Regions from separate parts of the Homo sapiens genome. Here all the other regions are linked to region 2. A link is a contact called in ENCODE Hi-C or POLR2A ChIA-PET data. All regions are on one chromosome and are shown on one strand. The core of a region is the stretch at or near the end of the contact, and the rest is flanking DNA. Distances in the headings are between cores, read along the strand shown. Region 1 holds the start of MEX3C (mex-3 RNA binding family member C). Region 2 overlaps SMAD7 (SMAD family member 7). Region 3 holds the start of ATP5F1A (ATP synthase F1 subunit alpha).

Evidence for each region. A loop is a pair of places that touch in the nucleus more often than their neighbours do. ChIA-PET counts read pairs that join two places held with the same protein, here RNA polymerase II (POLR2A). Pooled maps may share reads with other maps.
Region 1: a loop to region 2 is called in a map with no recorded cell type, with 7 times the contacts of the local background. The contact joins the promoter of MEX3C here to the enhancer-like site in region 2. A Hi-C loop is called at or near these places in 1 of 168 maps with a recorded cell type or tissue (naive thymus-derived CD4-positive, alpha-beta T cell), 1 of 37 single-sample maps with no recorded cell type and 9 of 50 pooled maps.
Region 3: a loop to region 2 is called in a pooled map, with 7 times the contacts of the local background. The contact joins the promoter of ATP5F1A here to the enhancer-like site in region 2. A Hi-C loop is called at or near these places in 4 of 50 pooled maps. POLR2A ChIA-PET finds 5 or more read pairs at or near these places in 2 of 52 experiments (WTC11 and activated T-cell).

The regions. Positions count from the first base shown.
Region 1 is chr18:51,194,790-51,199,724 of GRCh38, reverse strand. It overlaps MEX3C (mex-3 RNA binding family member C), which reads left to right and starts at 2,044. Exons shown (of 2, transcript NM_016626.5): 1 at 2,044-3,158. The coding sequence starts at 2,405. RefSeq lists enhancers at 1,531-1,620, 3,741-3,790, 3,419-4,040 and silencers at 1,821-2,350, 2,371-2,480, 2,621-2,700, 2,961-3,010, 3,031-3,080 and 1 more.
Region 2 is chr18:48,932,310-48,937,372 of GRCh38, reverse strand. All of the region lies in intron 3 of SMAD7 (SMAD family member 7), which reads left to right. Among named protein-coding and RNA genes, the nearest start is that of SMAD7, 16 kb to the left of the region's middle. RefSeq lists enhancers at 2,126-2,195, 3,637-4,522, 4,781-4,930. Within about 2 kb of position 2,137, at least 24 of the 41 ENCODE cell types and tissues checked have a DNase peak (open chromatin) inside an H3K27ac peak, as active enhancers do.
Region 3 is chr18:46,096,667-46,101,600 of GRCh38, reverse strand. It overlaps ATP5F1A (ATP synthase F1 subunit alpha), which reads left to right and starts at 3,305. Exons shown (of 12, transcript NM_004046.6): 1 at 3,305-3,429. The coding sequence starts at 3,370. RefSeq lists enhancers at 3,640-3,789, 2,706-3,905, 3,880-3,939.

The sequences.
Region 1 (4,935 bases), core at 795-3,294, 2.3 Mb before region 2:
ACATTATCAGTAATTTTATATGGCTTACATGTTGAAATACTATTTTGGACATATTGAACTAAGTGTATTTATTAAAACTATGTTTCTTCTTGCTTTAAAGGGGTCATTTAGAAATTTTAAAATTACATTGTTACATTGTATCTGTAGGTATAGGACCAAGCTGCTGGCTAAGATTAACCTGGCAGGACTTAGTACTAAAGGGATAGACGGGCTAGTCACAGCCTAAGACAGAGGAAAGTTAAGAAGCATAATTTTTAACAAGCCATTTAAAAATACCCCCTAGAGGCCAGGCGCGGTGGCTCACGCCTGTGATCCCAGCACTTTGAGAGGCCCAGGTGGAAGGATCGCTTGAGCCCAGGAGTTTGAGACCAGCCTGGGCAACAGGGTAAGAACCCAGTCTCTACAAAAGATAAACAAAATTAGCCACGTGTGGTGATGCGCGCCGGGCGTGGTGATGCACTGGGGAGGCTGAGGCGGGATGATCACTTGAGCCTAGGAGGTCAAGGCAGCAGTGAGCTGTGATCATGTCACTGCACTCCAGCCTAGGCGACAGAGTGAGACTCTTGTCTCAACAAAAACAGAAATAATAACCTCTAGAAAAGATAGCCACTGCGTGAGATCACCTGAGCAATACTGTGGGAAGAGTGTCTAGGGAGGAGGAAACGGGGATTCATTTTCTTAAAAAGCACCAAAGAGCTGGGCGAGGTGGCTCACGCCTGTAATGCCAGCACTTTGGGAGGGCGAGGCGGGCGTATCACTTGAGGTCAGGAGTTCGAGACCAGCCTGGCCAACATGGTGAAACCCCGTCTCTACTAAAAATACAAAAGTTAGCTGGGCGTGGTGGCACGTGCCTGTAATCCCAGCTACTCGGGAGGCTGAGACAGGAGAAACTCTTTTTTTTTTTTTTTTTTTTTTGAGACGCAGTTTCGCTCTGTCGCCCAGGCTGGAGTGCAGTGGCATGATCTTGGCTCACTGCAACCTCCACCTCCCGGGTTCAAGCGATTCTCCTGCCTCCGCCTCCCGAGTAGTTGGGATTACAGGCGTGCGCCACCATGCCCGGCTAATTTCTGTATTTTTAGTAGAGACGGGGTTTCACCATGTTGATCAGGCTGGTCTCGAACTCCTGACCTGACCTCGTGATCCGCCCGCCTGAGCCTCTCAAAGTGCTGGCATTACAGGCGTGAGCCACTGCAAGGGGAAGCTCTTGAGCCCGGGAGGCGGAGGTTGCAGTGAGCCAAGATCGCACCACTGCACTCCAGCCTGGGCGACAGAGCTGGACTCCGTTTAAAAAAAAAAAACAAAAAACCCCGAAGAGCTAAACTTCAGCACCTCCAGGCTGCTGATGTAACCATCCTGCCGGCAGAGAAGCCGGGCCAGCGGGGCGTGGGAGGAGCATTCCCGAGTCCGAGAGGGAAGGCCCGGGAGCCACGCGGCTCAGGAAACCGCCCCCGCGAGGGGATAGGAGGATACTGCGTGGCCCCTCCTTCCGTGACTCTTCTTAAGGCCCTTCCTCTGAAGGGGGCGATCTCTTCCTCAACCCAAGGAAACAATGCTCTCGAACCTATGCCTGCAGCTCTGCTCCAGGCCGCTCACACAGTGCCTTCCCTAAAAGAACTCAGCCACATGGGCTACAGGGATGAAGGGTTGGGGGGAAACAAATCCAGGTGTGCGCTTCGACCGCACGCGCCTGCGCCAAAACCCCGCTTGGCCCTTAGTTTCAGCCTCTGCTGCAGCGCCTTCGTCCGCCTCCTTTTTCCCGCCCCCGCCGGGGACGTCACAAAGAGTGACGTGTAAAGTGAACAATCACAGTCCCTCTCCGCGCGTGCCGGGAGGAATGAGAGGGAGGTGGGCGGGGAGAGGACGGAAGGAGTAGGCTTCGGGAACTGGCTGGTCCCGGTCACCCAATCAGAGAGCTCTGGGGAGGGGAGGGGCGGGGCCCGAAGGAGGGTGGGGGGTGGGGCTGGGGAAAGGAGTTGGAAGGCTGCGGGAGGAGAAGGCGGGCTCCCAGAGATTAAAAGCACCCAATCAGAGCGCGCCGGCTTCATTCGGAGAGCGGCGTGGGGCGTAGCCGCCGCCGCCGCGCGCGCCGGGGGCTGGTTAAGGCCATGAAACAAAAGAAACACTGAGAGGGGAGCCGCTGCCACCTCCACCAGCCCGCCCCGCCGCCGTCCCCACCCACCCACCTAGTTACCTACCTCTGCCTCCTTCCCCTGCCCCTCCACCCCGCCCTCTCCGGTCTCCGGGCGGCCCTGGCGCTCCTCGGCCCGGGTCCCCAGCCCCGCCGCCTCCCCAGAGGAAAGGTGTTTGCGAGCTGAGCAGGGCCCTGGCCCTGTCCGCCATGGGGCTCGCCGCCTGCCGCGCCTGACCCGGCCGCCGCCGCCGCCATTGACAGCGCGCCGCCGCGATGCCCAGCGGCAGCTCCGCGGCCCTGGCCCTGGCGGCGGCCCCGGCCCCCCTGCCGCAGCCGCCCCCGCCGCCGCCGCCGCCACCGCCGCCTCTGCCGCCGCCCTCGGGCGGCCCGGAGCTCGAGGGGGACGGGCTCCTGCTGAGGGAGCGCTTGGCCGCGCTAGGCCTCGACGACCCCAGCCCGGCGGAGCCCGGCGCCCCGGCGCTTCGGGCCCCGGCAGCGGCGGCGCAGGGCCAGGCCCGGCGGGCGGCGGAGCTGTCTCCAGAGGAGCGGGCTCCGCCCGGCCGGCCCGGGGCCCCGGAGGCGGCCGAGCTGGAGCTGGAAGAGGACGAGGAGGAGGGGGAGGAAGCGGAGCTGGACGGAGACCTGCTGGAGGAGGAGGAGCTGGAGGAAGCAGAGGAGGAGGACCGGTCGTCGCTGCTGCTGCTGTCGCCGCCCGCGGCCACCGCCTCTCAGACCCAGCAGATCCCGGGCGGGTCCCTGGGGTCTGTGCTGCTGCCAGCCGCCAGGTTCGATGCCCGGGAGGCGGCGGCCGCGGCGGCGGCGGCGGGGGTGCTGTACGGAGGGGACGATGCCCAGGGCATGATGGCGGCGATGCTGTCCCACGCCTACGGCCCCGGCGGTTGTGGGGCGGCGGCGGCCGCCCTGAACGGGGAGCAGGCGGCCCTGCTCCGGAGAAAGAGCGTCAACACCACCGAGTGCGTCCCGGTGCCCAGCTCCGAGCACGTCGCCGAGATCGTCGGCCGCCAGGGTGAGTGCAGGGGTGGGGAGGTCCAGCTGGGCATGGCCCCGGGCGTGGGTGGGGAGACGAGAGAAAGGAGCGTGGGACGGAAAAGGCGAACCCGGCGAGGCCCCCAAGTCCACCGCGAAGGGGTCTGGGAGGAGCCGAGGGTCGACCAGATGTGAAGATGGGTCACCTTGCGAAAACCCACGCTTTTCCGCCCGTCTTGCCTGGTAAAAAGTGTGAAGTTTCTCGGGCGACCCAGTCCGGTGGTGTTCACGTTACTTGGGCTGTATTCGTGGAACACCAGGCTGGCGTGGCACCAGAAACCTCAGTGAGGTGGTAAAAGGTCGGGCTCGAGGAGTTGTGGGTTCGCTGTTGGGTACGGAAAGCTTCGAGATTGCAAGTTTGCGCCGCCGAGTGTCTTCTAAAAGCGTTCAGCCTCCCTTACAAGAACTTGTTCAGATGGAGAAAAGAACAGAAATGGAGGCCTGTAGACAGAGCTCACTGGGGAGGGAAGGGGTGTTCAAATGGTCGGTATCACCGCCATCCCCTGCCCCTCCGCTGTTGAGAAACTTAGCTTTGGAAAAGCAGCCCAACTCACTGCCGCCTATCTTAACTGTATTTCTCTCGGTACGTTTCAACTCTCGGAAAGACACACTGACACACTGGCTGTCTTTTAAAACTGTTCAGTGTGCAGGATGAAGAAAAAATGGACACTAAGGTAATTAAGAAACTTCATCGGTTTATACAGTTTTCAGTTAATTCTCCTCTTCACTTGCCAGCACACCAGTACTGCAGACAGACTCCTCCCACATTGTTCAGACAAAGGACCTGTGTCTCAGATTCCAGGAGTAGATTTGTGAAGGTGGGGGAAGGGGATGCCTGGGGTACCTCTGTATCCGACATTTTTAGGGAAGGTCCTAAGTTCTTTATGGTAGCATTTCCCCTTTATGAAAGGGGCAGATGTTACCTGCTGCCACCGCATGACAATGTGGTTTAGCCTGGTTGTTGCATGCCTCTTTACTGTTAGGTTGAGAGCATTGTTGGGGTCAAATAAAGAGAGATGATGGCGCTGCCGCTTAAATGATCTCATCTTTCCCAGGTGGTCTAAAGTACACATAAATAAGAGCTCTGTCGAAATGGTGGTTTCACATATCAGACTTGGCTTATTTCTTTCCTATCTGTAGGATTTTAATAAAAACTCATCTGAAATCTGGATAAAGGAGATAGCTTAGTTCAGACTGCCTGATGATTGGCACTTACAGACACTGTTCAAAGCTGGACCTTTCAATTGAAAGGTAGCTTATGCTTGTCGTTCTTCTGGTTAATGAGTTTCAGATTCCTGGATTGTTTGGTTTTGGCGATACTTAGAGTAATAATCCAGGAGAAAACTTTTGTTTACATGGGATAAAATTACAACATCTCAATTTGGATCAGAATGAGTTGACCATTCATGTAAGAACACTGAGGAATCGCTATGTACCAAGCTTGTATTTTGCCAGGTTTTGAGTTTGTGGTATTGAGAATGTGAAGTTAATTCAGACTTTCTGCCCTTAAGAAGATAACAGTCTAATAAACAGTAGAATGGCACTAACTATAGTGTATTTAGTATGACAAAGTCTCAGGTAAGAGAACATCTATGGAGAGGGCCTTGGAAAATGGGTAGGAAGGAGTCTAACAAATGGAGATTGAAAAACTGTGGAGGAACAATGTGAGGAGGGGTGTGGAGGACTAGCCTAGGTATAATTGCCAAGTAGTGTTGTTTTGATACTTGAGGTCTGTAAAGGGGAGTGGTGGAAAAGGG
Region 2 (5,063 bases), core at 888-3,387:
AGGCCAGGCTTTGGGTGGTGTCACTTTTGGTGACACTGTAGCATGCTGATTGCCCCTCACTTCCTACACACACACACACACACACACACACACACACACACACACACATGCCTTTACTTAGCAAAGCCTGACTGTAGCTGCGTAGACTTGTACACCTATGGGACCTCCGTGGCAAGCTCAGAGCCGGTGGAGCAGTGAAAAGGGAGGAAATGCCGAAGAATTCATGATCAAGTTTGGCTTCCTTTGCTTCTTTTTAAAATTTTTTAATGTTTTAATTTTTTTTTTTTTTAATTCGAGATGGAGTTTTGCTCTGTCGCCCAGGCTGGAGTGCAATGGCAGGATCTCGAGTCACTGCAACCTCTGCCTCCTGGATTCAAGGGACTCTCCTGCCTCAGCCTCTGAGTAGTTGGATTGCAGGCGTGCACCACCACGCCCGGCTAATTTGTGTACTTTTTTGTAGAGAGAGGGTTTTGCCATGTTGGTCAGGCTGGTCTTGAACTCCTGACCTCAGGTGATCCGCCCGCCTTGGCCTCCCAAAGTGCTGGGATTCCAGGCATGAGCCACTGCGCCCGGCCTCTTTGCTCCTTTATTATTGTTGTTACTGTGTCATAATTCCTTGCAGAATTATGATGGCCAGGCTGGTCTTTACTTCCTTCGGTCCAGGCCTTGAACTCGGAGCAGCACTCTCAAAGCAGTTGTCTTCACCTGGCAGAAGAAAAAAAAGGTGTAAAGTGCTGGTTCCTGGACTTGCTCGCACACTAAAATCCCTCGGGATTCAGCTTCCCAGATAACTTTCTTGCTTCTTTGTAGAGACATTTGAGAGAAAACTATTATTAACTATACATGGTCCACTGTTTTGCTTTGCTGTCATGAATGGGATTGTAAAAGGGACCCATGGGACCGGGTTTCCTTTTGGGACGATGAAAATGTTCTGGAACTGTAGAGTGGTGATGGTTGCACAGTTCACCGAATGTATTCAATGCCATTGGTGGCACATTTTAAGTTATGTGTATTTTACCACAAGTTTGACCAAAAAATGGCCAGCGGTAGGTTTTAAATACATGTAGATACTTGGATAATCTATAAGGAACAGTGATTGTGGAGAGTAAAATTGGAGAGACTTCTGTTAGTTGCCTAGGACCTGATGATGGTAGACACTTGTTTTGGTGGCAGCCCTGAGGTCACATGGGAAGTACATTGATGGACCAGGGAGCAAGGCTGGTAGCCTGCCTGGGATCTCGTGTGTGTGTGTGTGGTGTGTGTGTGTGTGTGTGTGTGTGTGTGTGTGTGTGTGTTTTGAGATGGAGTCTCACTCTGTCACCCTGGCTGGAGGGCAGTGGCGTGATCTCGGCTCACTACAACCTCCACCTCCTGGGTTCAAGCCATTCTCATGCGTCAGTATCCCTAGCAGCTGGGATTACAGGCGTGCCACACCATGCCTGGCTAATTTTTTTCTAGTAGAAAGGGCGTTTCACCATGTTGGCCAGACTGGTCTCGAACTCCTAACCTCAAGTGATCCTCCCGACTTAGCCTCCCAAAGTGCTGGGATTATAGGCGTGTACCACCACGCCTGGCCTTCTGCTGTGTGTTACCTGAGCAAGCAGACACATCTGTGCTGATCCTTCGACCTTCCTTTTTTCTTCGTGGGTTCCAGAAATGAGAGACAGGAAAGTTCCCTCTGGTTTGATTCCCGGCCTGACTTTTCTGCTGGGGGAAGTGAATATGCTTGTTCTCACTCTGCGGGGTCCCCCTGGCCTGCCCATCCCAGTGACTGCGAACCAGGATGGTGCCAGGGTTGGCTCCAAAAGCTGGTGATCCAGACCCTTCCTGGGCCCCTGGAGACCCCAGTCCCTGTGATGTCCTTGCCCAAGTTCTAGGGCTGCAGTGGCCGTAGGTGACTGGCCCGGGCACCCTCCCTTTGCGGGAGCCTCGTGAAAGGATACTGTAAGCACAGCCACAGGGAGGTCACCACTGGCCCTACCACCTCTCGCTCGGTATTGAATGGCTAGCCCCAAGCCTGGCTGCCTGCCTACTGTCACACAGAGGCTTCCTCTCCGGGCTATTTTCAGCGGGAAGATATTATTAACTGCTGAGGCACAGTTCTCAATTTAGTGGTTAACACACCAAGAAAGCAACACTCACCTGATCCCGGCCACTCTACCTAAACCTGTTGGCTCACTTGGGGGACTCGGCTGCCCCCCAGCCTCTCTGTTTCTCTCTGTGGGTTCACCTGGGAGATGTGGGCTTCCACTCCCGTGGAAGGTGCCCCGTGGATTCAGTATCTGCTAGAGAGAGAACCAGGCTTCTTACGAAGCCAACTCTTAAAAGGTGTAGAAAATGATCGTATTTATACTCTAAGATGGGGACATTTTTTGATAGGGGTGGGCACTGGCTGGGAAAAGGGACTTTCAGCGGTGTTGAGGACAGTTATTTAAAACAGGGTGATAACTTTCACCTTGTAAGTTAACAGGAAATATTGGGACAAGACAGGAAATTGCATCATCTTTTTTTTTGAGAATAACTCCAGAGAAAAGTGGTTCGTGAAAGGTAGTGGCTGAGAAACGGCTAGCCTGTTTTCTGTTTTGTGTTTTTTTTTTCTTCCCTTCCACTCCCACGAGAACATGTAGGCCATTTTCTTTAAGAAAGAGGCTGTTTGAGAACTTTATGTTATTTTTATTATTTAAAAAAATATTTTACCAGAAGGGTCACCTTCAGTTGAAATGTTAACTGCCGCCTTATTTCCCATTTTACTAAAGAATCTTTCATGACTTTTTCAGCTTCCTTCCCCAAATGGTAAGGCCAAGCAGCTCTTGGCTGGAAGCTAATTTTGGTTTGGCTGGGGAGTCCTCAACACTGAGCCCCACCCAGTGTCATTAGCTCAGTTTTAACTTGCAAAAAAAAGATTGTATTTTTTTTTTTGATGGGGGGTACGTAAGAATTTACTCACGCCTTTAGCCTTTTTACCCACCCCCGGTACTGCCTTCCCCTAACAGAGGCACCTGGCACTTAGCCGCCGGGAACTCAGGGCTGCCTTCGTGTTTTCAAGCCACCGTGTCCCCCTCATCCTGCAGGAGTTCTGTAACTTTCCTGAGACTATTTCTAGGGTGCTAGTGAGGAGTGGAGGGGAAATGGGTCTCGGAGCTGCCCTGGTACAGCTGTGTCCAGTAACGGTGCTGTGCTTTGGAGGAAGGAGTGATATGGTTCACCTAGAAGCATCTCCCAGAGAGGGGGCTTATCACAGCCCTACAGTGGTGCAGATAAGGTCCAGTTCCATTTTTTGTCTCTGGGTTTCTAAATCCCCTCTTTGTTGATGTCATTGTTCTAATGACACAGGGCATGGGACAGTGCCCCGGCCCGTGCTGCCAAGGAGCCGTCTTTAGGACAGAGACCAGAAAGAAAGAGACCTGTGTGTGTGGCTGGCCCGCTCTCCACTCACGCTCACCCCCACCCTCCCAGCTTTTTCCTTAGCGTGCTTTGTTTTGTTTTCATAACACAACAAGGGCCCTGGGGTGTGTAAAAGCATTGTTGAACACTTGGTGAGGGCAACTTGTCCAAACAGAGCAGGACGCCAAAGCAGAATGCTGTGGGCAGGTGGTGTGCCCACAGAGGTTGGTGGGCCGGCGCCGGCCTTGGAAACACCTCTCAGTGGCATATGCCGCGGCGGCTGAGTGTGACCTAGCGCAGAACAGGGCTTCCCTCTTGTGTCCTCCGTGGGGAGTCCAGGAGAGGGACTTGGTCCTTCTGGCTGACTCCGTGCTTGGAAGGTGTGCTCCCCTCTCAGGTGGGTTCACATGTGCCTCCCTCTGCCGGGTGTGAAGCTAGGTGGGCCCGCTGCTTTGGAAGAAGCCAGTGTGTCCCTGTGGTTTGTTTATGGAGCAAATATGTATTGACACCTATTATGTGCCAGGCTGTGTGCTGTGCAGAGGACCAGTTCCTGGGCTGGGTTAGAATTAAGAATTGGCAGTTGGAATGGCTTGTCCGAAGGTGATGTTGAATCCATGGGGATGGAGCCGGCGGGAGGGGGGATTGACTAGGAGTTGCCTCTACCTGGAGGCAGGCAGGGGCAGCTTCTGTAGGACAGAGGAGCCTGGTCCCTCCATGAAGCCAGGCCATAGGTGGGGGAGGTGCAGGGTGGGCCCCCTGGGATGGGCCTAGCTCTTGAGTCATCCACTTCTACTTCTGCTTTGGTTGTGTGGTCTGTTGAGAATTGAGATAAAGCAAAGCTTGTGGATAAACAGAGGTAGGTCTCCCGGGTTTTGGTTCCAGCCCGCCTCCCCACCCCGCTTCTTGCTGATTGTAAGATGACAGCAGGAAGAACAGGAGCTGTGGTTATAATCCACCCTCCAGACCCTGGTAGTACCTGGGGCACAGCACAGAGTGGAAGTGACCAGCCTAGCGCCAGGCTCCTCAGTGGACCACGGCCAAGGGGTGGGGAAACATCTGGAAAGACAGTATCTAATGTCTTGACAGCCAGAGGAGAAGTGGGATGTTTTCAAAGCCCAGGAGTGACTTTCCCTTTGTAACTCCAGAGGACTTGATTCGCAACGAAGACCATCTGGGGGATGAAGGAAATTCTTGCTTTTTAATTTTAAATCTGAGGGTTAAGCCCGTTTCTGAGGTGTCAGCCCTGTGTGTGAGGCCCTGGCCTGTCTGGGGTTGGGTTTGGATGAAATAATCTAAGATGCAGTTACCAGGGTGTTTCCTTTTCACATTCATCCTTCTCTGTCTGTTCCCCCGGGGCCAACCGATGGCTTCCAAGCTCTGTGGAGTTCACTAATTGAATTACTCTTCTCGCTCCTCCGTGAAGCCCCACCAGGAAGAAAAGGCGGGGAGAGCTGCTTTTGCTGGGGGGTTTGATCAGAGCAGAAAGGGAAGATCTGGTCTCAATTCCAATTTCATCTTGCAAAGTCGGGACTTTCTTTCAGCCAGAAGACAACTCAGATAACCAGGCCAGCGACTGTGTGCTCATTTCAGTATTGCTTTCTTACGTTTTGATCTGCGACTGTCACTCAACAGGAACAAAAACAATAAGACGCCAAGATATGACTGTGCCGTTGGCAGAT
Region 3 (4,934 bases), core at 2,056-4,555, 2.8 Mb after region 2:
TTGTTGTTGTTGTTTTGAGATAGTCTCACTCCTGTCGCGCATACTGAAGTGCAGAGGCGCAATCTTGGCTCACTGCAACCTCCACCTGGCTCACTGCAACCTTCACCTCCTGGATTCAAGCGATTCTCCTTCCTCAGCCTCCTGAGTAGCTGGGGTTACAGGTGTGCACCACCACCCCCAGCTAATTTTTGATTTTTTAGTAGAGACGGGGTTTTGCCATGTTGGCCAGGCTGGTCTTGAACTCCTGACCTCAGGCGATCTGCCTGCCTTGGCCTCCCAATGTGCTAGGATTACATGCGTGAGCCACCATGCCCGGCCTTGTTGTTTTTAGAAACGATATTTTTTCCTGTTAGCTTGTGAAAGTTGATTGGGTCATTCTTGTCATCCCCAACTAAAACAGTGTCAAGAGGTAAAGGGAAAAAAAAGCACTCAGGGCACATAACATTGCTCCAAAAATGTAATTATCTGTAAGCCTGGCTGCTGAAACTGCCCGCTATAACCTAAACCAGTTTTTTTGTTTGTTTGTTTTGAGATGGAGTCTCACTCTGTCGCCCAGGCTGGAATGCAATGGCATGATTTTGGCTCACTGCAACCTCTGCCTCCAGGTTCATGTGATTCTCCTGCCTCAGCCTCCCAAGTAGCTGGGATTACAGGCACCCGCCAACATACCCAGCCAATTTTTGTATTTTTAGCAGAGACGGGGTTTCATCATGTTGGTCAGGCTGGTCTTGAACTCCTGACCTCAGGTGATCCACCCGCCTCGGCCTCCCAAAGCGCTGGGATTACAGGCGTGAGCCACCGTGCCCGGCTGACCTAAACCAGTTTTATCTAATTAGCTGCTAAAAACAACCTGCAGTGACTCTAAGGATCGTTTTACCTAGTTGCCATTACTTGCCAATCAAAACTTGCCAGCTCCCCAAAACCTTACTAGTGACAATGAACTTTCTTAAAGAACAATATACAACAGTTCTCTTTTTTTGTTGTTTGTTTTGATATAGGGTCTTGCTTTGTTGCCCAGGCTGGAGTGTTCCGGTGTGATCACAGCTCACTGCACTCCCAAACTCCTGGGCTCAAGTGAACCTCTCATCTTGGCTTCCCAACGTGTTGGGATTACAGGCATGAGCCACTGTTCCTGGCTATATTTCTCTTTTACAAAAATAAAACCTCTAACCATCTGTTTGTTCTTCTGACGTACCAAAGACCACCCTGTTTGTGTGTATGCCCTGAATGGCAATTATTGCTTCCCAAATGTTTTAAATTTATAGATTTGTCTCTGTATTTTATTTTACTTGGACAGCCTTTTTCTTTTTCTTTTCTTTTTTTCTTTCTTTTTTTTTTTTTTTTTTTTTAGATGGAGTTTCACTTTTATTGCCCAGGCTGGAGGACAGTGGTGCAATCTGGGGCTCACTGCAACTTCTGCCTCCCGGGTTAAAGCAATTCTCCTGCCTCAGCCTCCCCAGTAGCTGGGATTACAGGTGCCCGCCCCCATGCCGGGCTAATTTTTGTATTTTTAGTAGAGATGGGGTTTTGCCATGTTGGCCAAGCTGGTCTCGAACTCCTGACCTCAGGTGATCCACCCGCCTCAGCCTCCCAAAGTGCTGGGATTACAGGCGTGAGCCACTGCGCCTGGCTTGGACAGCCTTTTTGTACCCCTGATTCCCAGGAGAACTGCTGCTCTATTTTCCCATGGCTTACCTTGAAAAGAGTAGGATACTAGAGAAAAGGATGGCTAATCACGTGTTTACAAGCCATGTTTCAGGAGATGACCCTTGTAGCCCGGATATTTATTTGCCTCACCAAAATTCAGGTTCTAGGTGTAAGCCAGGATTTGGGGGATGGAACTGAAAATGCTTCTCCAAACGGTGAAAAGCGGGCCCAGCGCAGAGGCTGAGGAGGAAGGATCACTTGAAGCCAGGAGTTCGAGACCAGCCTGGGCAACATAGAGAGACCTCCCCCCACGCCCTGCCCACCACCGCCGTCTTTACAAAAAAATTAGCCAGGCATGGTGGTGGGACCACAGGGGCACAGGCTGAGGTCAGAGGATTGCTCCAGCCCAGGAGTTCCAGGCTGCAATGAATGGTGATAAACCCACTGCACTCTTTCCTGGGCAACAGAGTGAGACCCTGTCTTAAATAAAATAAAATAAATAAATAAAAAAAAAAGAAAAGTGAAGGCAACGTTAATAAGTGTCCACTATGACATAATAATAACCAGCATCACACACACACACAAATCTTGCATATATCACAAAAATCTCAGTATGGTAATTCTGTGGAGAAAAAAAAAAAGCCCATCCAGGTAAGCATAGAAAGTGTTTTTTCATCATCTCCCTTTGACTCCAAATGAAGAAGCAGAGTTCCCAATAGCATGAACTAGATGTTGGCAGAGGAAAAAGCGAGTCCTCGTCCTATCCTGGTGTAAACTTCTGATTCTGGACAATTCTCAGTAGGATTGGCAATGACTCTTCTAGGCCTCCTTGTGATTGTTGATATATTTTTTTTAATTTAAAGTTCCGGAATACATGTCCAGGACGTGCAGGTTTGTTACACAGGTAAATGTGTGCCATGGTGGTTTGCTGTAACTATCATCCCATCACCTAGGTATTAAGCTCCGCATGTATTAGCTATTTATCTTGATGCTCCCCTCCCCCGGTTATCAGGATTTTTAAACAGTTTGCTCTAATTCACTGACAGGATTCTTTTAGAATGAATCTAAAAAAGCTGGGAATCTTTAACCTGAGCGCAGATCGGATCACGTGGAACGGTGCTGGTGTTTGTTAAAAATTCAGATTGCCCCGAATTTTCGACTCAGAGGGTCTGAAGTGGGGCTAAGATCTGCAGATTAACGGGCTCCGTGGGAGGCTCCCTGCTGGTGGCCAGTCCCGGGGTTTAGCTGTTCACTGTTGCTACTCGTGCTAAACCACGGTCTAACACTACCGACACTATTAATCGCCCTGGTCCTCAAGACAGCCGCGACCCCAGACGGGTGAGGCCCTCATCCTCTAGCACCAGATGGGGCCTGGGAACTGCTGCTTAGCAGATTCAGCTACCCACGTGGTCACCCGGGGCAACCACAAGGTCGACTCAAAAGACCAAAATAAATGTATAACGAATGCCAGGACCAAAGCCGGAATATATCTAATCATTCATTTTGAGGTTTAAACTTAAAAATGTTACATAAAAAAATAAGTAACCTGCCAAAAAATGCAGAGTGGCGGCGGGGGCGGGGGGAGAGGTGGTGAACGCGAGGGGCAGTACTTCCGGGTCAGGTGGGCCGGCTGTCTTGACCTTCTTTGCGGCTCGGCCATTTTGTCCCAGTCAGTCCGGAGGCTGCGGCTGCAGAAGTACCGCCTGCGGAGTAACTGCAAAGATGCTGTCCGTGCGCGTTGCTGCGGCCGTGGTCCGCGCCCTTCCTCGGCGGGCCGGACTGGTGAGCACCGAAGGCCGGCATGATGCAGGCGGCCGGGTGGGGCTGCAGGGTGGTGGTGCGCCGGCTCGGGCGCTCTCTGCAGGAGGGCGAGGGGCTGTGGCGAATGCCGCCATCTTGCACCCGTGGCTTCTCCGGCTGGACAGAGCAGGCGACACAGGTGCCCTTTTGCTCGTCACCTGCGCAGAGGCAGAATGGTACAGGGCAGACAGTTAACTCGATGGTGTCCAGAGACAGGGCCTCAAGATTCCTGTCTTCGGCTGACAGCGGCCCTAGAAGGGGGATCTTGGGTGAAGGTCAGGGCTTGGGCGCTAGCTCTCCGAGGCCTGTTCTGAATCGGTGAGGTTCCTCTCTTTCGATTCTTAGGGTCGCGTCCCGCTGAAGGTCAGAAAACTGCTGTCAGCTCTTGTTGAAGCTAGTCAGTGGAGTCTGACATTGTGTGAAGGTCAGCAGGCCCAGCATTTCACCTCTGCCTGGAGCTCAGTTTAGAGGAAAGGAATAAATGAAGGTGGTTTTTGGAATACTTACGTAGGCTTTCTCTTAGTGCTGAATACGAAACGACCGTGAAAACGTCCTGCAGGTGCAAAGAACCATTTCATGTGGCCAGCACTGTGACAACAGTGAAGCTGGTTTCTAAATTGTCTCTCCGGCAGAGTGTGTGCTTTGTGGCACTTGGACGTGTTTAAAGAATTTGTCCTTGAGTTTTCCACCTGGTTTTGAGTAATTTTTAGTGATGGAGAATTCAAGTAAAAGAGAACAAGGTTGGAAAATGGCTGTAAGGATTAATACCCTTCGTTATTTGTTTCCCTTGAAATTAACATGATTTCAGTGTAAACGCATTGACACTGACACTTTTTTTTTGTTCTAAAAGTAATCTCAATTTGAAAGGTGAAATAAACATGTTGGCTGTTTTGCTGCCTTAACAACCGCTGGTAGCATCTTGGGTTTCTGTTAACAAAAAAGCATTTTTAACGGTTTTCATCTAGCTCCTATGGAAGGTAGAGGCTTCAGAATTGACAGTGACCAGTCGCAGTATTACAACTTGAAGGAGAAACTGAAGGAAGTTCCAGGTGGCTGCAGGATTTGTTGAGAGAGTAAAATAAGTCCACATGCCACAACTCTTGGTTTCTAATCTAACTCTAGCATTTATTCAGTTTTTGTTTGCTTGTTTTTTTTTTTTTTTTTTTTTTTTGAGATGGTGTCTCGCTCAGTCGCCCAGGCTGGATTGCAATGGCGTGATCTCCGCCCACTGCAACCACCGCCTCCCAGGATCAAGTGATTCTCCCACCTCAGCCTCCCGAGTAGCTGGGATTACAGGCACCCGCCGTCATGCCCTGCTACTTTTTGTAGTTTTTCGTAGAGACGGGGTTTCACCATGTTGGCTAGGCTGGTCTTGAACTCCTGACGTCAGGTGATCCGCTCGCCTCGGCCTTCTGAAGTGCTGGGATTACAAGCATGAGCCGTCGTGCCCGGCCGCTTGTTGTCGTTGTTGTTGTTGTTGTTTTTAA